Linked DNA regions of Homo sapiens: regions 1 and 3 are each linked to region 2. The links are chromatin loops, found by intact Hi-C in ENCODE. Cell type or tissue: Calu3. All regions are shown on one strand.

Region 1 (8,000 bases), 190 kb after region 2:
CTTTAATTTTGTTTCTAAATAAATACATACATCCATGGTATAGATGTATCACAGTTTATTTAACTATTTACTATCGCGAAACATTTAAAGATGTTTGTATGTTGAGGACATAATTCAATAAAAGAGGGGGAAATTGATAATGTGGAAGTGGTTGGGATCAGTAGAGTAACACAGAGCTCAAGCAGAAAGGTTGGCCCTGAAACCACGGACATTCATCTAAAGTAAAGCCATTGAAGTCAGAGTCAGTAGGCAAAAAAGAAAGCAAATGGATATTGTGGTGGGAGCTTGTGGAAGCTGTTTTCTAGCTGCTTCTACTTTCTAAATAAGCAAGCTTGGACATCCATTGAGAGTAAAAATGGTCAAAAAATTTGTTGCAGATTTGAGGAGAAAAGAAAATGTATTCAACAACCATCTTAGAAAGTGGCGAGTGAACAGATGAGGTATGTCGTAGGTTATGCTGCAGCATGAAGGGCCCACAAAGAGAAGTGCCATGAATTTAAAGCCAAAGCAACCAACACGACTGTGTTTTTCTCCAGCCTCATTCAGGGGCACAGATGCAGGGACCAAGAAAGCACTAGGAATAATGATTTGAGGTAGACAGAGAAAAAATGAGGAAAAAAAGAGAAAAAAATGGTAGAGTTTGAGAAAGCGGCATTTATTTTTGTTTTCAGAAATGTGAGGCTCATTGTAGCCAGCAGAATTCTGTAAATACAAGCAGCTTAAAAGACAGCAGCAGGATTCCTTGACTTATAAACACAAAGCCTACTCCTGTGTATCTTCACTGTTACCCAATATGCTGAAAATTCCACTGAAATGCTACCGATGTAAGTACAGTGGTGATTCTGTTGTCTGTTAAGATGCTAACAAGTAGCAGTTAATGCTGCCCTCTCTCCAAGGAGGGTTTGAAATATCTTCAGTCAGCTCCCTCGGTCACTGGTATTTCAATTTTTCCAGCCATCTGAATATATGTACGCTTTGACTCTCTTTTATAAAACAGTCATACTTTACCATGCTCAGCCATTCTGATAGACAATTGATATTTTTCCATCTGTCAGGTCTGAATATCACATCAGAGAAAGAGAAGTCTGGTTAAGGGTTTCCGCGGGGATTTTCATTTTCCTGACTCAACTTGTCTGGAGTATTAAAACACAGAGGCTTTGCAACTCCTCCTACACAGTGAATTTCACGCTGAATCCCCCTGTGGCATTCCTGGACAGATTACGCCTCTTGTGGCCACAGACAACAGCACATGAAACAACTCAGTGCTGTGTGGTACATCTGCGGAAACCAGTGTGTCTATGATTTTACAAAGCAGGCAGCCACTTGGCTGAATACAAATACAACACTTCTAGGAGCTATGGGAAAGAATACAGACACAGCGCCTCAGTTCAGACATTTTTTCTCATCATGTTGGTACAGAACTTCCAATGTATCTTCTAGTATCAGTTATTGAAAACACAGTAAGTCAGCACCATTTCATTTTTAATAGACTGGCAGCTGGATATCTTTCTAATTAATGTCATATGTTTAACATAAGTTTCTGACATTCAGCTTGGTTACAGGTAAAGGGCCATCAACCTTTTTAGGAAATAGCCACAACAGTCATTTGTTGAACCAGTTTGATCTCTTTTAATATACCCGAGTCTCACATTCAGTCATGCTTTTTTTTTTTTCCTCTCTCACCTCAAACCCCATCTCTGTCAGAAAATAAACAAGGAGCCACAGTACATATCTGGGTCACGGTACTTCATTACCCAGGCAAAAAAAAATAACAAATATTTTAAATTCTGTCACTAACAGAGGTCAGAAGGATGACAGAATCAAATCTGTGGGCTTTTTACTAGAGGCCTTCATTCTGCTCTGCCTAATTACCTTAATTTTCCAAGTTCTTTCAAGTCATTGCATAGTTCAAAACACAGCTTAAAATGTTCTTTCTGCAGCTCTCTGTGTGTTTACTTTCACCTTTAAACAACAAAGACTGCAAATATGACCTTCCGTTGACCTGACTGATCCATTTTAAAAGACTAAAAGCAAAACCGACTGAGCAAAACCATCTCGTAGGGCTGCAAGGCTGCAAAAAAGATAAGCTTGTCAAGCCGCAGCAGCCTTTAAGGGAAACATATCCTGACAGAGCACACTTCACAAAGCTGTTTCCTTGGTTTCTTCTTTGGTAATGTGTGATTAGAATGTTTGCCCAGCGCTCACTGGGAATAAGAGGGACTGGAGAGGGAGGGGGTGGTGATTGGTGATTGCAAGGTATGGGCTCATCTCCTTCAGGTGCCACAGGTACTCCTTGGCCACAGGTGGCCCCACAGGCACCACATACGAAACAAACTGAGAGGTTTCCCAGGCCTGTCTTCAGCGTCATTCCCACTGCTTTTGGCACCCTTGTGCTCCTATGCAGGCCCCTCATCCCCGATATCCTAAACCACATTATCTGTCTACGTTCTTTTCTCATTCCCATCCATGGCACCCAGAGCCTGCACTTTGCCATGCCCTCTCAATTCCTCCAATTTTCCACACTCTTCACCATACAACAGCTTTTGCATAAATAGTCTTTTTTGTCTTCTGTGTTATTTATCCAGCTGGCTCCTTCTCAGTGCTGGGTCTCATCATAAACATAACCCTTCTCAGAGAGGCCTTCCTCAATTATGCACTCCCCAAGCCAATCACTATATCTCATTGCCTGCTGGCCTTGTCCTTCTTGGACATATGTTGACATTTTCTACTTATTTGTTCCCAAACATTCAGGAAATAAGTCTATTTTATTCACCCTTGTGTCAGTTCCTAATACTGTTACTGTGCTTGTCCCAGTGTAAATGTTGCCCTTTATAAATAACACTTGATTCAACAGAGCCCATTTCATTGAGTACCTATTATGTAAAAAAGAAAATATCTTAGATGACTGTCCCTGTGGCACAGGCCTACCCAGCACTGCACCACAACCTTGAAATAGACTTTTTCATTTAATCATCAACATAGCAATGGGAAATATGTCATACTGTACCCATTTTAGAGAGGACAAAAATTGGATGCACAATGGTAATATAATTTGCCAAAAATATTTAGAAATGTCAATGCCCCGGCAAAAAGTTATGAAAACATTGGAAACATGATAACAGGCCAATAAGCTCTCATCATAGAGTATAAGATACAAGCTATGTAAGAGATATTTTAAATAACACTCTGTTAGCAGCTTTATTCCTAAGCAGAGCAGTATTCCATCATCCCTGAATCAAGTACAGAAAATGCAAAATGGCTAAAAGAAAGGATCAACATTTAGGGAAATCCCTTTGTGGGTCACAGCAGACTCAACACACATCTGCAGAAATGTGAAGTATATGATCGAAATAATTCTGGAAATAGTGTACAATATACTAATGCCAACAAGGGATATCAACCCCTACCTTCATTATATTGGTGTAATGTTGTGGTTAAGATCAATAATCCTAAAAGACATACCTGAGTTTTAATCCACTCTCTCTTATTTGCTAATTTGGACTCATTTTCTCATTTGTCAAATGAATATAATAATCCCACGTTCCATCATTGGTGTGAAACTAAATTATGTATTGAAATTGATTAACACATTGACACACACTAAGTGTTTAATGAATGTTGATTTTCATTATGGTGATTATTATTAATGTTATTATTGTTATTAGCTTGAGTTGCCACTGTAAGACCAGAAATTTTAGCTCCTGTCTCTGAAAGTTCAAATGCAAGATCCTGTATGAGGGTAGCAGGTGAGTGGACCTCCCTTGTAACTATGCTGCTGCAGCACTCTCCCCTCTGCAGGAGAAACTCTGGCATAGCACATTTCCCACCACTAATTTACCAATATTTTTTTTAAAGATTTTCTATTCTAGAAAATGCCAGTTGGCAGTGTGTAATAGATATTTCTCATTTACATAGATTTAATGAAATTTATAAGTACATGGTCACCAAAAAATTTTTGAATGTCACTTTTCTTTTTGGGAGACTGTTTTAAATATAAGCTAAATACTTAAATTATGTAATAAAGTTCTGATTTTATTATATACTACCTGGCAATTCACTCCCTTGGGGATATCATGTGCTAATTATCACTTTGAAGCATTCTTGACAATTATGCATAGAATAATTTGCTCAACCACACCTTGTTTTAGGCTACTTTCAGACTTGACTCTGCTGACTATGTAACTAAATTAGTGCATTTGTACCTAAAACATGTTTACGATTACCTCCACAGGGATTTTCAGAATCACTTCATGTGGTGAATGGAAACATTAATCTGGGTGCTTAACTACCACTTGGGTACTAATTGGTAATCAGAAAATATATATTGAAGAATTTGCATGGCATAATTTAATATAAAAATAATTTATGTTAAATAACTAGCTCCTATGGCTTACGTTGCAATACAGAATGTCACTAATGATTGAAACTATCATTTGAACTATTTTCACCTCATTAAAAATAAGCTTATAAGAGGTGATGAAATTTAAAGCTTTGGTATTAGCCTTAAGAATTCTCCTCATGATGTCAGAACATTATTTAAAACATTTTATTATTAGAATAATACTACAATAAATGCAATTTTGTGATTTGTCTTTTAAAATATAAAGATATTTTAAAGTGGATTAATTGATTAAAATTAATACTTGGACATTTTTAAGCCCAGGTATAGCTTTAATCTTAACATTCATAATTTTATAAAATATTCTTTCCAATGGAAGACTTTATTTTTCTTAGATATTTTGAGTACATAAAACTAATTTTTAAAAATCACTAAGTTATTTTAATAGCATGAAACATACTATCAAGGATTAAGTAAAGACAGAGAATATTGAAAAGTATCAATGCATAAATCAAATTTTCCCAAATTGGCAAATAGAGTTAAAACCATTGTAGCTTTTCTGAATCATTTACTCAATTACTCTTTCATTTGTTCATTCATTCATTTAGCCACTGAATATCTACTGATGATCATATTATGTTCCAGGCACTACTGTAGTCATGGAAAACAAACAAAAAATTAACAAAAATCAATGCCCTCAGCCTCCATTCCAGTTGGTTGGTGGAAGATGGTCAATAAACAAAATAAGTAAGCAAAATATACAAAATCTTGAATGCTAATAACTTCAACTTGATAGATAATGCATAGAAGAAGAAGAGAAAATACTGTGGTTAGATTCGAAATTTTAAAAAGAAAGAGAGGGTAAGTTTTCCTGAAAAAATGACCTTTAAACAAAGACCTGAAGGAGACAAAGGAACAAACCTGACAGAAATCATAGAGGCAAGGACATCCTAGGAGAAGGAACATTAAGGACAAAGGCTCAGAGATGAGAGAGTGAGTGTCTAACACTGAAGAAAAATCAAGAATGACAGTGTGGCTGGCATGTCCTTAGAGAGGAAGAGAGAAATGAGAGATAGCGATAGACGTAACAGAAACCCAGGTCTAATAAAGTCCTGAAAACTATTGTAATGACTTTTTCATGAACACAGAGTAAAATAGGGCATGATTCAACCCTTTATTATGTCTGGAGATGTATTTTAATCACCAGCTGTTTCCTACACACCCTATAATAATATGTATTTGATAGTACACAAAAAGGTTCATGAATAAACTTCAACATTAAAAAAAAATTACTGAATGTTAACAATTGATCACTAATTAAGCTGAAATAAACCAGATTTTAAACCACATTTCAGCAGTGGAGAGAATTTTGGTAAAATAATTTGTCTTCAATTACTACTCTTGAATTGTGGCAAACTGCTAGTGGCTGAACAATGTCCATCTTCCCTTTGGTTCATAATAGTAACTCCTTCAGATCTTGTAACTAACTGCTGGTTAATAGGACACAGGCGAAAGATATTGGTGCCAATTCTAGGTCCTAAAATAGAATGCATATTGCTATCTTGGCTCTTTCCCTCTTGTAGCTGGCTAGGAAATAGTGAGAACTGAAATAGAGATGGATGTTACATACTAAAGTGAGCAGAGTTATCCAACCAGCCCTGACTGCTTATCTCTCCTTGGTGATATAAGCAAGAGACAAAGGTCTATCTTTTCATAGTTCATAATTTGGGGTCTTTGGTTGGTACTAACTTACCCTATATCCTATCAAATATATTAGCAAAGCAGGAGGTTAAACAGAACAGAACTCGTAAAGCTCTAAACTCTTTTATTACAATCTTTAACTCTCTCATATTCACTTTTCACTTCTTTACTACCTCTGACAAAGAGAAATGCAATAACATTTCACTGTATTTTTTTAATGTAAATAAGAAACAAGGGAACCACTCCCCTTTGAAATCTAATTTTTATTCCACATAATAAAAAAAGAAAGAGAGGACTTTTGAAAATAATTTGAAGAACTTCCCAAAGAAAAGCTGGATTTTATGACATTAATATATGTATTTATACCAAATTTGTTCATGAATATGTGCGTAATGAGATTTACACATCGTACATGGAGATAGTCACAGAACTATGATATTCTAGTATAGCTTGCTACAGAAAGAGAGAAAGAAAGAATAGATAGATTAAGAAAGATAGATAAAATAAAACAAAAGGGAATATTGGGAGGAGACTAAAGCAGAGACATCTACAATAAGATAGAAGAGAAACTTAAAGAGAGATTAAGACTCAAAGAGAACCAGAGAGGAACTTTGCAGAAGATTATTCAGAACTTCATGTAGGAACCTGTTTATTCTCAGCTTTTTTTTAGATCAATGCCTTGAAAGATCGTTACTGAATTCAGAAAACAATTTAGAATGTTTGAAAACCTTGGAACCACTATCTGATTAGCTGAGCAGAATTAACAAGCCACCAATGAGGTGGAAACTAATTGAGTTGTTTTTCTTTACTTTTCAGTTATTAAAGAAAATATCTCAAAGACTATCTTAAATATAATAAATTGTGTTCTACCTATAATTTTTGTGAGCTACGATGTTCACATTATATCCAATTTTACTGAAATTTTATTTTATCTTGAACTTTTCTGAATAATTTTGTATGTGTATTACACTAATTGACAGTTTTCACATCTTGATGGAATAAGAAAGGCAGAAAGTTTAGGAAGAAAAAAAATCAGTGCATACTCTTATAGTAATTAAACGTCATTATGCAACTTTGAAGTCAATTTGAAAGGCAAATTTAAGATATAAGAGTCTATAGAATTCAAAAAGTATTATTTTAAAGTATTTCTGATATTATGTTTAAAATGTTTATACTCAAAGACCATTTTGGAATACCTGTTTGGAATGGCCCAGTTATCAGCATATAGATATTATCTAACATCTTGTCTCGTCCTTTGAAAGATGCTGTGAAGGTCTACGGTCATACCACCCTGAATGCACCCGATCTCATCTGAAAAATATGAGGATATAAACTCTCAACAGATAGTCACTTAATATTTGTATGTGATTACTTCCTCTTATACGTTAACTCCTAGTCAAGCTTGTTTGTAAAAAGACAGTTTGGAGAATATAGCATGCAAGAATATTTTTAAGGCAAATAAAATACATTGACTATTTCGTTTTGAATACAAAACACAAAATGAGTTGATAAAGTTACAGGAAATAAAATATCCCAACTGGGAGAGTCGGAGGTACAATCTGTTTATTAGATTGGTCATTTAAAAAAAAAAAAAAAAAAAAAAGAAAAGGAAAAGAAAGAAAAAAGTTATGAGAACATTTAGGTCTGATATAGAACAATGGTAAGAAAAGTTAAAAATGGACAACTCAGCAACTATCTCCTAGTCTGATTTGCAGGCAAAGTGACTGAGATGAAAGGACAACTCCACAACCCAAAGTTTACTACCTTTATATTATGTTAAGAGATTAAAACAGAATATAATATAGATAACAAATTATCCAATCTGCTTGCATTGATCATATAGCTAAAAAATGGTAATAAGTAATCAGTTTAATTATTCTGTTATCTAAATAATTGATTAAGTCTACTTTTCTTTCATTTAATCTGCAAATAATACCTTACCATATAATTTCACTTTAGC
Region 2 (8,000 bases):
ACTTTTGAATCAGTCTAACCTGAGTATCTTTGCATTTTAAATAATAGCATATATTATATTGTACATTTCATCTTTTGTTAAAGAGTTTTTAATTTTAGATAATGACATTAGTTATGCTTCAATAGTGTATTCAAAACCGGAATATAAACTACTTTTAAATTAATGTCAATATTGGTCTCATTCACACAGTTCTCATTGATGCCTTACACACATAACTTTCCCACACCTTGATCAAAACTTCAGTATCTGTGTCATTTCTTTCGTTCTAATTTGGATTGAGGTCTCTCTTTTCCAAAATAGCCACTTTCTAGGATAACCATGACCTAGGGGAAATTTAAATTTAGGTGTGTGTATCATGTGTGACACAATGAGCAAAGGAAATCAAAATGGATGAAACAAAAGATATTTATTACTCACAGGTCCAGAGAGGTTACAGGTGCAGACTGGAGGCTGACAGAAAGTTTGGAAGCAGCAAGGAGCTCAGCCAGTGGGTGGAGAGTGAGATACAGACAACCTGTGGGTACATGGGCATTATCCCTAAGGCTTTCTGAAGCGGGTTGTAGACTGGCTAGTTTAAAAGATGTGTGGCAGGGGGGTAATTACTTTTTTACATGGCTCCCATGTTAAACACTAGGCTATATTGTGGTCAGTAGCTGTGAGGTGTGTTGGGTTTTGGGTCAGTGAGTTGAGTGGGCTATATCAAAAACCACCCAGGATGGAGAAGTTTTAACATGGCCAAAGTAATGGGATATAACTCTATTTCAAATAGCTTATGGCTAGACTAAAATGCATGCGAAGGCAGCAAGTATATAAATTTATGCAAGCCATTATGGTAAATTTTAACTTATTTGACACTGTCTATGTACAACTATTTGAGTACTATCACAATTCACTTTCACCTATTTTATTAAGGTCTTCAAAGTTTATTTTCACATAATATAAACTCTCGTTCTTTGAAAAAGAATGTTCTATGATATAGCTATAAAAATTGCTTTCCTATATACATTAATTATTCCATTCTTCTTGTCTAAAAGTTTTCCCCTTATTTTCCCTTGCCCATTTATTTCAGTGCAACTCAGACTTGAAATCCCAAATACCTCTTCTTCCGTATGGCCGTCACCATCTCTTTCTCCAGGAAACTTCCTTTCTTCTCAAATCTTCCTCTACTAACTTTAGTCAAGTTTCTACCTCCAGATATACTTAGTATATCTTGTTTTGTAGATAATTTATATTTTATAAATATAGTTTTTTTCCAGTAGATAAAGCATCTAAGATCAAGTACCTAGTTGAATTTGCTGTTTCCAAACATCCAACAGATATTAATTTTCAGGATTTAAGAACAAAATGGGAATTCCCATGAATTCTTAGGAACTCCTGAAATCTTGAATTTTTCTGCATTTTGCGGTATTTATAAATAGAACAATAGTACCTAGTATGTTAGTACTATTTATAGTAGTAGTATTTCTTACTATTTTAGTGGGATTTAATTGTATTTACTAACAATTATAACCTATAGCAAAAATTCAAATACAGGAAAATATCAGTGACCATTCCGTCTTTGAATAACATAAAGTTCTGATCTCCTAGCAAAGCAACAAACAGCAAGATACAAAATAATGTGCCGAAATTGCCAATTTAAGTACTTATTTAGGATCCTAAACTTATTATTTCTTAGAATACCACTCATATGATTAGTACAAGTGCAATATATATGTGTATATGTATTATAGATAGCGACAGACATGAGTGTACACTTTGCAAGAATGACTTACCATTATCAACAGAGAATCTCACAAATTTACACTTATACCATAGTAGCAGCTACAAGTAACTTAGACCATGACAGATCCTTCCCTATATGTTTCTGTTCCAGTTCCTGGAAATCTTGACCTTCATTTTCAATGGATGTCAGTATTTTCTGCTCTTGCTATTCACTTGCTATTAGCTAATTCCTTCAATTCAGTAAAGTCTCTACATTTATACTTATGCCTTAGTTCTCACACGAGAATTACTGATAATTTTTCTTATTTTCTCAATTTGTCAACTGTTTGTTATCAAGATTTGGAATTTAGAAGAACATATACATTTTTTAAGAAAAGCCAGGAAGATGTTCCTGCACAAACATTCTAGTTGGATTGATATATTCATTCACCTACAAATATTATTTAAGCGTCTAATATGTGTCATTCAGTAGGAATGATATTGGAGATGAAAGAATGGGCAAGATAGGCATTGCATAGTCCCGTATGGAGTTTATGTTCCAGCTTAAAAGACTAGCAGTTAATATAGTGCAGTGAGTTATGAAAGGAATATAATTGGAGAGATGCTGAATGTTGTAACAACACACATATTAGGAGTTCAGTATTTCTTTGTATTCAAATAAAATATAAGCAAGGGCTAGTTAAGTAGGCTGATGACAATATTAGGCATTTACATGAGTAAACATAGAAAATTTGAATTAAGAGCTAGTGCAGGAGACATACACATTTGCATTATCATAGTATTAACTATTTCTCAAACAGCATGTCTTTCATTCTTCTATGAGATCCAAATAAAACTGTTTGTGGTACATTATTTCATTTTAAAATAATGCCATTCACAGGTGATTTACTTACAGTTCATTACTAGATACCTATCCAGTAAGAGAGCTAAGTGAATTTCTCATAAATAGAGCATGGGAGTGGTGCTCAGTCAGGGCAATCAAAATCGATATTCAGTCTCTTAAAAAAAAAACAGAAACTTTTAAGTTACTCTGATTTAGGAAGTAGTAACACATCTTTAGAGTAAAAACAATATTCAAATTTATCAATATGAATGATTTAGAGTTTAATGAATTATATATTTAACTTTTACTGAAGTATAGCATACAACTAAAAGAGTACAAAATTATGAGTTCAACTCAAACACTTTGTACTAAGTGAGCATACCCATGAAAATAGCACCTGCATCAAAAAATATAACATTACAGGTAACTAAATCTCCCTTGTATTTACTTCCAATCACTATTCCTCATGTAATAATAACCAATATCATTAATTCTATTAGTAATAGATGGTTTTGCCTATCAAAAAATAATATTATTTATGCCTCACCTCTTTCTCTTAATAAAATTTTTTTATTATTATTCTACATTCCTGTTATAGCAGTCATTCATTCATTCTCATTGCTATTTAGTGTTTTGTTTTATTAACTATGACATAATTTATTTATCCATTACCCTGTTGATGGACTCCTGGGTTTTCTCCAGTTCTGGACATTAGGAATGGTGTTCTTATGAACATTCTTATGAATATATTTTATGGATAAATAAACACATTTCTGTTTGTAAGTGTCTTTTAGATTAAAATATTTGGTAGTGAACTAAGATGGTTACAGTCAGTTTTCTCAGACAACAGTGAAACATACTGAAGGCCTTTATTACTGATTGAACCCTATATTCCATTTTCAAAACTTTCTGAGGTTTTTGAGTATACACAGCTTGAGTATGACCCAAGGCCAAATAGCAGCTTTTCCAAATCCTGGCAGAAGTCTGGATTTGAACCAGAACCAGAATCACCTCCAGGTGGCAGGGCATTAAAGGCAACATTTAATAAGCCTTCCTCCTCAGTTGTTTGACATTTTGTCAGAAATCAGAGTCCAGGAAGCAACATAGAGAATATAAAAGGCAAAAATCAAAGATATTTTGTGTTTTTTAACTTTAGAAAAAGAAAATCAAATAAGGTACTAAATCACTTGAGCCCTCAGGCCAAGCTCAGGATAGAAACTTGAAAAAGTTAATGCATTTTCTTCACAATTGTTAAAGGTACGTTGATTGATGATTAATCTGTCAGAATCAATGTAATTACTTTATGACTAGACAACTGTCACTAGGGCAGAGCTTCTTATAGTTCTAAAAAGAAGTCAAAAGAGAGTCTAAGGAATTCAACTTCTGAAAATTACTACACTTTTCTCTTTTGACTACACACACGGAGACACAAATATACACAAAGAAATAGTTTGAAATACTAAAGAAAATTACTTGGACATTTTTTAGATTTTGAATGCTAACCAAGCTCTCGTTCAGTTTCATTAGTATTTGCGGAATCCAAACCAGGAAAACAGACAGAAAAAGAAAACAAATACTGTTTAAAATAATCATCTGGCAGAAAACATGATAAATTTTGTAGGGGAGATTTTTTCTTTGTAGGTAAACCAGTATCTGAAGCTCCTGTCTATATTTTGGGGACTTGATAACTCTGCATAGGGGATAAAGCTTATATCAACGGTAGAGATGAAAATTTCCAAATACTCACTTTCCCAGTATCTTTCACAAATTGCATATGCATGTATGACCCAGATCTTACCAATCAGATCCAAATGCCCACCCTATATATGAATTAGGAAAAATGATGAATACTTCCTAGAGTTCAGGGAGGTGAAAGCAGAAAGAAGTTTACAAAGGAAGCACTGGTTACTCTGCTGTCAGAGCACCCAGGGTCCAATGTGGTGGTGGAAGTACTTGGAAGTTTGGGTGCCTGGTCCTGAGAGTCAAGGGATGCCCTTATTGAACGAGATCTGCAGTATAGTTTTGGACATAATCAGGCTGTTACAGTTTCTTAAATCTTAGCAATTATTTGAGCTACCTAATATCCTTTTGATAAATTCATTTTTTAGTAAATACAGCCAAAGTTATTTCTGTAGTTTGCAAGCTGGAACCATGGATCATGGGGTCAAGGTGATTGACAATTAAATTCAATTTTTTTAAATGTGAAAAATTATTTGGGAAATAAATCTTAATTTTATAATTCAAGATAATTTGTTTTTATTTTTTAGAGCATTACATGCTGCGTTATTTTTACCTGCTCTACCCCATCATCAAACATTCAATAAAAATTGATGATAAACTTAATATGACTGCTGACTGGAAGTTCCATTATAGGCTTGGTAAAAAAAAAAAAAAAAAAAAAAAAATCACTGCTATAGATAAAATGAAGCTTCATTATTACCTGGGGATTTGGTCTTGCATGTCTTTATTTTCTTCATTAGCTTAAAAAAACAGGCAGCTATTTCTAATATAAAATCCAAATAATTATAATAGCAATGTTTTCATTATATAACATAACAGACATTTTTCTATTTCCGTGTAGCTATGTTGTATGTACTTACAAAAGCCTACTTGGGGAGGTACACTGTTTTATAAAGAAATGTAAAGAAGACACTTGATCACATATGAAGAAAAGCGCCCTAATAGAGAATGAACAGGTAATCATCCACAAAAGAAAAATAGTTTCTCACAAATGAAAATGACATTTTTGACAGCTGAGGCCATGTAATTAGTAAATTTTTTAAAAGGCTACATTCAGATAGATTCTCTCCTTGCCCCATGGCAAGCTCTGTGGCAGCCAGGAAATAAGACTTTCTCCATTTCAAATTTCTTCTAAAATTAATTTTGCCTTAGAACTATACCTTTCAATGAATAAATAATGGATAGAGTGAGGTCCTAAACATATCTCAATGCATTTTTAAAAGATCAAGAGAGGTCAGGGAACACGAGTATCTGAAAATATCAACTAGTTATAATATCATTATTTCTCAGACAACAGATCCTCGTAGCTCCATCAGTTATATGTGACTGCTCTGGTACCAGAGGAGAATTGTGTGTTAATAAGTTTATGTTTATGAAGTAAATAATGGTTCTGTAAAAGTATATTCTCTGGTGAAATTAAGGAATGCCAGGAACAAATATCTTCTTCCTGAGGCAAGGTAATTCCCCTGAGTAAATAAATATACCTACAGCAGTGAAGACAAATTATGATGACATTTTACAACACAGAGAAGGAGCTTCCTTTAAAATGTAAGATTTGCACAAATCCTTTAGAAAAGCCATTGAAAAGGTCAACTTGTTGTAATCCACTGTTTTTTTGGCTACAGAGCAGTGACAAATTGGTGTATTGTAATCAGTCATGAGGATGTGTTACAGGTAATTTGTTATAAACAATATTTAAAGTACTGCAGTGTGGGAATGATTCACTTTTTATGAATTACAGTCTGGTCAAGGTTATTCCCATAAATAACATTACTCTCACATCTCAAACACCATCTAGAGAAGGACTGTATCTTTCATGGGAATTTTATTCTTCATATGTGGTATTTGGGAAGAAATGTTGAGAACTGCAGAATTTTAGCTTCATTTAATAAATAAAGGATGTTAAGGAAGTAAATAATCTAGCTTAAATGTTTTACTTTAGAAGTATTGAAAATAAAATTTTAAATAAATTTTAGTAAAGAGCAAAAATGTAGTTTCATGTAACAAAAAGAAAGAGAATTATTTATGCTAAATTCTAAATCAGAAATGGCTAATGTTGAAAAAATTAACTCATTACAAAGTAGAATTAGTTTAGTTTTGTTAAGACTGGCCATGGAGAATACTAAACAAATACATGATATGATGAAATCTGATGAATTATTAGATTAATTATAAGCAAAAGATAAAATAAAAAATTCTGCAAAGTTCAAAATTAATCAAAATTCTGATAAAACATGATTGTATTTTTTCTTATATTGTGAGATTATTAACTTTATAGCTACAATTGTCTATAATTGTGTCTACAACTTATTCAACTCTTTTACCTAGTAATTTGAAAATGCTATTCTTGCCCCTACATCAAAAATTAACAACTGGATTATGGAATGAGTCAATGACGGCATAGTTATTTAATGTTTCATAATCCACAGAAAACAAACAATAATAAAACAAAACAACAGAGAGAGAAACCAGATACCAAAAATTAGTAGACAACATCTACAACAAAAGTTGGCCATAAAGTATAATAATGAATCCTAAAATATAAGCAAGTGGGGGACAAATACCACCACTACTCCAAGACCAGTACAGTTTCATTATATGTGTAGGAGGAATCTGAGAACACAATGGAACATCTGACAGAAGTGGAAATAGAAGAACTCCCCAACAGCCACAGGTTGAATAACTGAAACACAATACACAACAGAAGAAGAATGGTAGCCTTTCTCCAGCCCCAAATCTAGTAAGCGTTAGGTAAATATCTTATGGTTAAGTTTGAAAGGCCTGGAGCAGTGTAACTCCTTTAAACTCCTAAAATCCTTCCCAGACAGGGGCCCAAACCAAGAGGAAACTGTTGGGCATGAAATAAAATTGATCAAGACAGGGACAATAGACAAAAGGAAGGAGAGGTTCATATAAAGATGAGGAATGGGAATAGAGCCAGAAAATTCAGAGAGCAAGCTACTTTTGAACAGTATATGAAATGAAAAAAGACAGACTTCTTTGAAGTTGCAAAAGTTAGCATGAACTACACTTTCCTCTAAAAGTTTAGAAAAATGAAATTCACAGAACAATTAAAAATAGAACATCCTGCACATGTACCCTAGAACTTAAAATAAAAATAAAAATTAAAAAAATCTAAAATATGCTTAATATTCTAAAGGCTAAATTACATAGGAATAAAAGAGAAAATAATACCCCTACATATAGTTATAGCATACAGAGTGACATACAAAAATCCACAAATCATATCAAAACTACAATCTACCATTTTAAACACATTAAATGCATCTAAAATAGAATAAGAAATGAAAAAAATTCAGAGTTGGAAGAAATTAAGCGACAGAACTCAAGAAAGAATTGGAAATAGAACAAAAACTCATTTTAGAAACAAAATTGAAACTAGAGGGAACACAAGAGTAAATAAGAAATGATGTCTTATGAGAAATAAAAGATGAAATAGATGATTTTTATCAAAAAAGACAGAAAAATGAGCATTCACACAAAAGCCTGTACCAATGTTCATAGCACAACTATCCATAATATTCAAAAGGTAGAACAAACCTAAATATTCCTCAAGAGATGAATGAAAAAGGTAAATGTGGTATATTTACACAATGCAGTATTATGTGGGATGGGAATGGATTACTGGTTCATGCCACAACTTGGATGAACCTTGAACACATTTGCTAAGTCAAATAAGATAGTCATAAAAGCC
Region 3 (8,000 bases), 67 kb after region 2:
ATCAAAAACAAAATGTCCCCACAAAAATCCCATCCAAGGGTCAGCAACCTCAAAGATTGAAAGTAGACAAACTCATGAAGATGAGAAAGAATTAATGAAAACACACTGAAAACCCAAAAGGCCAGAGTACCCCTTCTCCTCCCAAAGATCGCAATGTCTCTCCAGCAAGGGCACAGCACTGGATGGAGGATGAGATGGACGAATTGACAGAAGTAGGCTTCAGAAGATGGGTAATAGAAAAACTCCGCTGTGCTAATGGAGCATGTTCTAACCCAATGCAAAGAAGCTAAGAACCTTAATAAAAGGTCAGAGGAGCTGCTAACTAGAATAACCAGTTCAGAGAGGAAAACAACTGACGTGATGGAGTTGAAAAACACACCACGAGAACTTCATGAAGCATACACAAGTATCACCAGCCAAATCGACCAAGTGGAAGAAAGGATATCAGAGTTTGAAGACCACCTTGCTGAAATAAGGCATGCATACAAGATTAGAGATAAAAGAATACAAAAGAACAAACAAAGCCTCTGAGAAATATGGGACTACGTGAAAAGAACCTACAATTGATTGGAATACCTGAAGGAATCAGGGAGAATGGAAACAAGCTGGAAAACACACTTCAGGATATTATCCAGGAGAACTCCTCCAACCTAGCAAGACAGGATAACATGCAAATTCAGGAAATACAGAGAACACCATTAAGATACTCCACAAGGAGGTCAACTCCAAGACACATAATTATCAGATTCTCTGTATTAGTCTGTTTTCATGGTACTGATAAAGAAATACCTGAGACTGGGAAGAAAAGGAGATTTAATTGGGCTTAGAGCTCCACATGGCTGGGGAGGCCTCAGAATCATGGTGGGAGTTGAAAGCCACTTCTTACATGGTGGAGGTAAGAGAAAAATGAGGAAGATGCAAAAGCAGAAATGCTTGATAAAATCATCAGATCTCATGAGATTTATTTATTACCATGAGAACAGTATGGGAGAAATTGCCCCCATGATTCAAATTATCTCCCACTGGGTCCCTCCCACAACATGTGGGAATTATGAGCATGTAATTCAAGATGAGATTTGGGTGGGGACACAGAGCCAAACTATATCATCCTGCTTCTGGCTCCTCCAAATCTCATGCCCTCACATTTCAAAACCAACCATGCCTTCCCAACAGTCCCCCAAAGTCTTAACTCATTTCAGCATTAACTCAAAATTCCACAGTCCAAAGTCTCATTTGAGATAAGGCAGAAGGGACTTCTGTTCTGCCTAGGAGCCTGTAAAATCAAAAGCAAGCTAGTTACTTCCTGGATGCAATGCTGGTACAGGTATTGGGTAAACACAGCCATTCCAAATGGGAGAAATAGGCCAAAGCAAAGGGGTTACAGCCCCATGAAAGTCTGAAATCCAACAGGCATTCAAATCTTAAAGCTCCAAAATGATCTCCTTTGACTCCATGTCTCACAAGCAGGTCATGCTGAAGCAAGTAGTGGGTACCCATGGTCTTGGGCAGCTCCTTCCCTGTGGCTTTGCAGGGTACAGCCTACCTCCCACTTGTTTTTATGGGCTGGCATTGAGTGTCTGTGACTTTTCCAGGCACATGATGCAAGACATCAGTGGATCTACCATTTTGGGATATGGAGGATGGTGGCAATCTTACAGCTTTGCCAGGTGGTGCTCCAGGAGGGACTCTGTATGGGGGGTACAACCCCATATTTCCCTTCCACATTGCCCTAGCAGAGGTTCTCCATGAGACCCCAATCCCTGCAGCAAATTTCTGCCTGGACATCCAAGCATTTCCATACATCTGAAATCTAGCTGGAGGTTCCCAAACCTCAATTCTTGAGTTCTCTGCACTCGCAGGCTCAATGCCACATGGAAGGTGCCAATTCTTGGGGATTGCACCCTCAGAAGCCATGGCCCAGGCTCTTTGGCCCCTTTCAGACAGGGCTGGAATGGCTGGCATGCAGGGCAACAAGTCACTAGGCTGCACATGTTATGGGGAACCTGGGTGCGGCCCACAAAACCATGTTCTCTTAGGACTGTGGGTCTGTGATTGAATGGGCTGCTATGAAGATCTCTGACATGCCCTGGGGACATTTGCCCCATTGTCTTGGGGATTAATGTAAAATCAGAGTAGAATTGAAGGAGACAGAGATACAAAAAGCCCTCCAAAAAATCAATGCATCTGGGAGCTGTTTTTTGAAAAAATTAACAAAATAGATAGACTGCTAGCTAGACTAATAAAGAAGAAAAGAGAGAAGAATCAAATAGACATATTAAAAAATGATAAAGGGAATATCACCACTGATGCCACAGAAAAACAAACAACCATCAGAGAATACTATAAACACCTCTATGAAAATAAACTAGAGCATCTGGAAGAAATGGATAAATTCCTGGACACATACGCCCTCCCAAGACTAAACCAGGAAGAAGTCAAATCCCTGAATAGGCCAATAACAAGCTGGGAAATGGATCATCTACAGAACCAGGCATCCAAATACTATCATTAACATAGACCTGATAGGCACGTCCATCCATGTCATGGATCAAATAAGAGAGGGAAAAGGAATATAGGCCCAATATGTATAGTTTTTAACAGTCTGTTGGGTGACAGAGGGTAGAAGGATCAGTGTCATCAGGAGGAGGCAGAGGCTGAGCCAGACCTGGATCTGCAGAGACAAGTTGTTCAGGATGGCTGACTGGATTGTCTGTTGTAAAGGAGTTAGCATGGTCACTTTCTTCTTTTTGATGATTGGATGTGTTAGTTGTTTCTTGCTGTGGTGCTTTTTCAGCAAATTTCTCTGTCTTGTTGTTGTATGCATTTTCAGGACATAATTTCAGGTGTCTAGCAGGAATCCAAACAGGAGATTGATATTCACCTGGGGAAACACAAGCATAGCCTCTTCCCCACGTTAAAATAGAACCTTTTGACCATATATTAGATTGAACATCTTTCCACCATACTTCCCTTCCTTGGTTTACCCTGGGGCAGTTACCAGAGAAATGTTTTTCTGGCATTAGTATGAGTGAGTTGACGAAATTGTTCTGCATCTGTAATGGCTAGAGAAACTAGAGTATCAACTTTATGATTACCACTGGATAAATGTCCAAGCAAGTTAGTATGAGAACAAATGTGAGTGATGAAAAAAAGGGTGGTTTCGGTTTCTGACAGTTTTTTGTAATAAAGAGAACAAGGAAAACAGATTAGTGTCAGCAATATTTTTGACGGTAGCTGTTTCTATTGCCTTAGTGGCATGGACTACATAAGCTGAGTCAGAGACAATATTAAGAGGCTGATCAAAATCCTGTAATGCAGAGATAACAGCAAACAACTCGGCTTTTTGAGCAGAAGTGTATGGAGTAGAAATGACTTTATCTTTTGGTCCTACATACCCTGCCTTTCCATTACTTGATCCATCAGTAAAAATGGTAACGGCTGTCTCTGGTGGTGATGAATGTGTAAGTTTTGGTAGAATCCAGGAAGTATTTCTTAGAAATTGAAAGAATTTTGACTTAGGTAAATGATTATCAATAGTGCCAACGAAGTCAGCCAGATTAGTCTGCCAGCACAAAGATGTAGAAAAGGCATGTTTGACTTCATTTTTTGACAAAGGGACCACAATAATGTTTGGATCAAAGCCAGAAATTTTAGTGATACATTGACGTCCTAACCCAATCAAAGTGGCTATTTGATCAATATATATTGAAAGAGTTTTAAGGGCTGAATTAGGAAGAAATACACATTCAACTAGAGAATCATTTTGTACTATAAGTCCTGTAGGAGAGTGGATGGAAGGAAAAACTAAAAATTGTAAAGGCAAATTTGTGTCAATATGAGAGACTTGTGCCTCTCTCACTCGTTGTTCTACAAAAGACAACTCTTGTTTTCCTGGCTCAGATAGACAGCGAGGACTGTTTAAATATGTATCTCCTGATAAAGTGGCAAATAGATGAGATAATGCATAAGTAGGGATGCCTAGGGTTGGTCTGAGGTAATTGATGTCACCTAGTAATTTTTGAAAATCATTTAAGGTGTTTAAATTGTCAGTACAAAGTTGGACTTTTTGGGGCTTAATGGAGTGAGCTTCTAGCTGCATTCCTAAGTACAGAAAGGAGTGGCTTGTTGAATTTTGTCAGGAGCAATGTGGAGTCCTGCTTTGGCAACAGCTAATTTTAAAAAGGTAAAACACTGAATTAATTCATCTTTAGTGGGGGCAGCAATCGGTATATCATCCATATAATGAAAAATGTAATTATTTTTAAAAGTCTGTCAGATAGGTTGTAACACAGTACTGACAAACAACTGACAAATAGTAGGACTGTTAATCATTCCTTGAGGTAAAACTTTCCATTCATATCTAGCTGCAGGAGCTGAATTGTTAGTGGAAGGTATAGTAAAAGCAAATTTTTCACAGTCTGACTTGTCTAAAGGAATATGAAAAAAGCAGTCCTTAAGGTCAATGATAATTAAAGGCCATTCTTTAGGAATCATGGAAGGGGAGGGCATACTGGGTTGTAATGCCCCCATAGGTTTAATAACTGCATTAACAGCTCTTAAGTCTGTTACCATCCTCCATTTTCCTGACCTTTTTTGTACAACAAACACATGTGAGTTCCATGGAGACAAGGAGGGCTCAATAGTGTTTACTTGTAGTAAATCATTAACAATTTCAATTAAAGCCTCCAACTTGTGTTTGGAAAGTGGCCACTACTCTACCCAAACAGGTGACTCACACATCTATTGTGAAGGGGCAGAGGAAAAGAGAGAAAGAGAGTGAGCATGCCGGGACGTGGACTGGGGGGAAGCAGGATTCCAAACCTCTGAAATAAGGGGTCCTGGAGCCTCAAAAGAAACAGTAGGCTTAGAAGAGGGGAGAGGTCCAAAAGGATGAGAGGAATGAGAAACAGCCGATTCAGATGAATGCCACACATCCTCCTCTGGCAGAGGGGACAACGGCTTGGTAGAAGAAGAGTTAATATATACAGGTTCCAAGATAGGAGGTGGAGGGAGGGGATCAACACCAGGTTCCTCCTCTTGGGGAGAAAACAAGGAGAGATCGAATTCTTCTTCATCATCAGAAGGAGGACTAGTAGGGGGGTCAGCTACCCAAGGTAAAGGGAATGGTTCACCAACCACCTTAACTTCTGGCATTTGAAGAGTATCACCAGACTGAAAAGGAAGTAAAGCAACACGAATAAGAGCCCAGTCAGTCCAAACAGAAATAGGATGTAAAACACCAACTCTCATGAGTTGGCGGAGAGTGGCGCCAACTCTATCCCAGTCTAACAGGTCCATAGAATCTTTGTCAGGGAACCAAGGACAATGTTTTTCAATAGTCTGAAATAAGAGAATAAGGTTATTGGAATCAGCCTTGATTCTACCCTGTTTAAGAAGAAGTTTAATAAAAGACAGATAAGCCTGGTGTTTAAACTGCAATTGTCCCATAATAACCCTGGAATATTACCAGTCAACAAACCTGAAAAGAGGGGAGCATTGGAAAAAGTGTACCCAGAGACCTTACTGTCGAGACTGAAGACTAGTCATCACGAACCCGCACTCAGAGTGCACTGAGCCCAGGAACAAAGAAGGCCACGTTGGGTGCCAAATATTGCAGGATCTGGCCAGCAGCCCACAATGCAACGGGGCTCTCTCTTTGTTCCTAGGTGGGTTGGCAGGTTGAGAAACAATAGACACACACAAGATAGTGAAAACTGGGTCCAGGGGATGTCACTGCTTTCTGGTCCTGCAGTGTCAACAATGCACTGGATATACCAGGATTTATCATTAAGTTTAGTGAGGGCGAGGGTAGGTTAGGGAGGGATTTAGGGTCATTTGATTATAAGGTGAGATGGTCACATGGGGATGAAGTAATTCTTTAACATAACGTCTGTATGCAGAAGTACAGTATACAGGGATAAGAATTTACAATATAGTGTGTGTATCAGCAATTTCTAACAGAGCCTTAAAACAGAAACACAGTCTTTCCATAACCTATGATTAGCAAGATATTAACCAGCAGTAACAGTTGCAGCAAAAGCTGGTTACAAACAATCCATAGAAACAGGACATGAAGCTAGACAACCAGTTAGACCAGAAATTCTCAGAAGGGTGTATACCTTAACCCTAAAGAGGCCTAGAAGAGCCATGGCAAGATGAGGGCATTTATAGTCCTATCTTATCCATATGGACAGGTGCCCCCGCCCCATGCATCCATTTATAGGCTCTCCACAAGGGTTGACTTCCATTCCCAGAGCTATGAACATCTGCTTTTCTGGGATAGGACTCTTGGTGATGTGAAATCCCCCAGACTGCACGCCCATTCATAGGCTCTCTGCAGGGGGAAGCACATTACACACTGTTGACTCATTCTGGCAGTCCAACCTGGCATTGTCTTTACACAATCTTGCATGCAATTTTGTATTTACAATAATCAGGAGCATTTCATCTTTTATTCCATAGCAATAGTTTCGGGGGGGGTCTCCCTACAAAAGATAAAGATCTCAAATGCATAAGAAAGACAGATAACCAATAAAGGAACAACTATAAAGCCAAAAGTGTGATTCCAAAAAAAAAAACTAGAAAATAATAAATGATAGAATGTATTCAATGCTTAAAATATGTAAGGCATGTAACAAGTAGAAATGTTAATTCTGTTAATCCTATGAAACAGGTATTATTAATACAATACTAATTTTACAAATGAAGAGGGTAAATGATGAAAAGCTTTGGTAATTAACCCAACATTCCTCAGATACTAAAACATAAGTCTAGATTTGTGTCAAAAAAGTTAAGCACCAGTGTCCAGACTCTAAATTATTATTCTCTCCTCTTTCTCCTGGAGATCAAAATGAAAGCTGATTGAAAATAATTGCCATCCCAACTTTCTAAACAGTGTTTCAAGAACAAAGCAAATAAAACACGTTTTTGTGGCAAAAAAAAAAAAAAAAAACTGAAGAAACCTGAGTGTCGATGAACACTCAGAAAAGAAAGAGCTAAGAAACTAATTTTAAGAAAATTAATCTAGTAGAAATATATTTCTTAAAAAGCTAATCAATAAAATATTGAATACTAGTATATTTACACATTATTTACACAAAGTAATAATAATAAAAATATTTGATTTAATGGAGTTCTAAAGGGGAGCTAAATGCTAGATAGTAGTAGTCCCTCATCTTGGAATGATAAGGAGAGAGAGGTTCTTGTGATCTGAGTTAATACCTTTCAGAAACCTTATGTTGATTAGAATATAAGATACTGATTAACTTTTTATTGCATAAATCTTGGTAAAGCAGAAATAGAGGATTTATCTTGAATAGCTGTATAGAGAAAATAAAATTAAAAATAAAATTGAATTACTCAAAAAATACAATAACTGAGAAATAATAATGCTTAATATGTGCAAAACTCAAAATATGATAGTGAAAAATATATCTATCAGTACCTGTTGTAGGCCAACAAGTTTGTACGCCCACTGCATAATAACACACCAATGCACCAAGACAGCAGGTTTTGCAGCAGACAAAAATCCTCAAATATGTTGCCCCAGATAGCCTTGGACTTGGGATTTTTAAGCAGATCGTGGAGGTTGAGGAACTGTAAAATTTGGGTTATTGATTTGTCAAGGTAAAGGGTATGAAATCATCAGGATGTGGAGACTGCATTGTTTGATGAGTCAGCTTCTAATGGGGTCTTGCAGAACAGCTAATGTTTCACTGACACACAGGACCTAAAGAATATCTCAAAGAGTAAACTCAATGTTGTATAATGTTTAAGTTGTTATCTAAAGAGGAGTTAAGGGGAACTATAATCTAGGGACTACATGATTCTAAAACAATAGGCACCAAACGACTACGAAAAAGCAAGTAAGAGAACAAGCTGACCTAATGATTAACAATGAATGTGCTGGAAATTTGGTTTATTTTTGTTTCTCCTTCACCCTCCTTTCTTGAATACTTTTATAAAGTTTATTGGGACAGTTTCATAATTACAATAAACAG

Evidence for each region. A loop is a pair of places that touch in the nucleus more often than their neighbours do. Peaks named below come from ENCODE experiments on the same cell type or tissue, not always from the same donor. Only the 100,000 strongest peaks of a DNase experiment are listed, where the experiment ranks them.
Region 1: a loop joins it to region 2, with 9 times the contacts of the local background. A loop is called at or near these places in 5 of 110 quality-filtered maps.
Region 3: a loop joins it to region 2, with 14 times the contacts of the local background. A loop is called at or near these places in 2 of 110 quality-filtered maps.

What each region holds. Positions count from the first base shown.
Region 1 is chr3:94,518,469-94,526,468 of GRCh38, reverse strand. No RefSeq gene overlaps it. Among named protein-coding and RNA genes, the nearest start is that of LINC00879, 420 kb to the left of the region's middle. In Calu3, a CTCF peak has its summit at 3,772; no DNase peak of the experiment used is centred here.
Region 2 is chr3:94,712,382-94,720,381 of GRCh38, reverse strand. No RefSeq gene overlaps it. Among named protein-coding and RNA genes, the nearest start is that of LINC00879, 220 kb to the left of the region's middle. In Calu3, no CTCF peak of the experiment used is centred here; a DNase peak (open chromatin) is centred at 3,551.
Region 3 is chr3:94,645,669-94,653,668 of GRCh38, reverse strand. LOC105373992 (a long non-coding RNA gene) reads right to left here and starts at 5,584. Exons shown (of 3, transcript XR_924225.2): 1 at 5,525-5,584; 2 at 2,666-2,847. In Calu3, no CTCF peak of the experiment used is centred here; DNase peaks (open chromatin) are centred at 4,748, 5,628 and 6,258.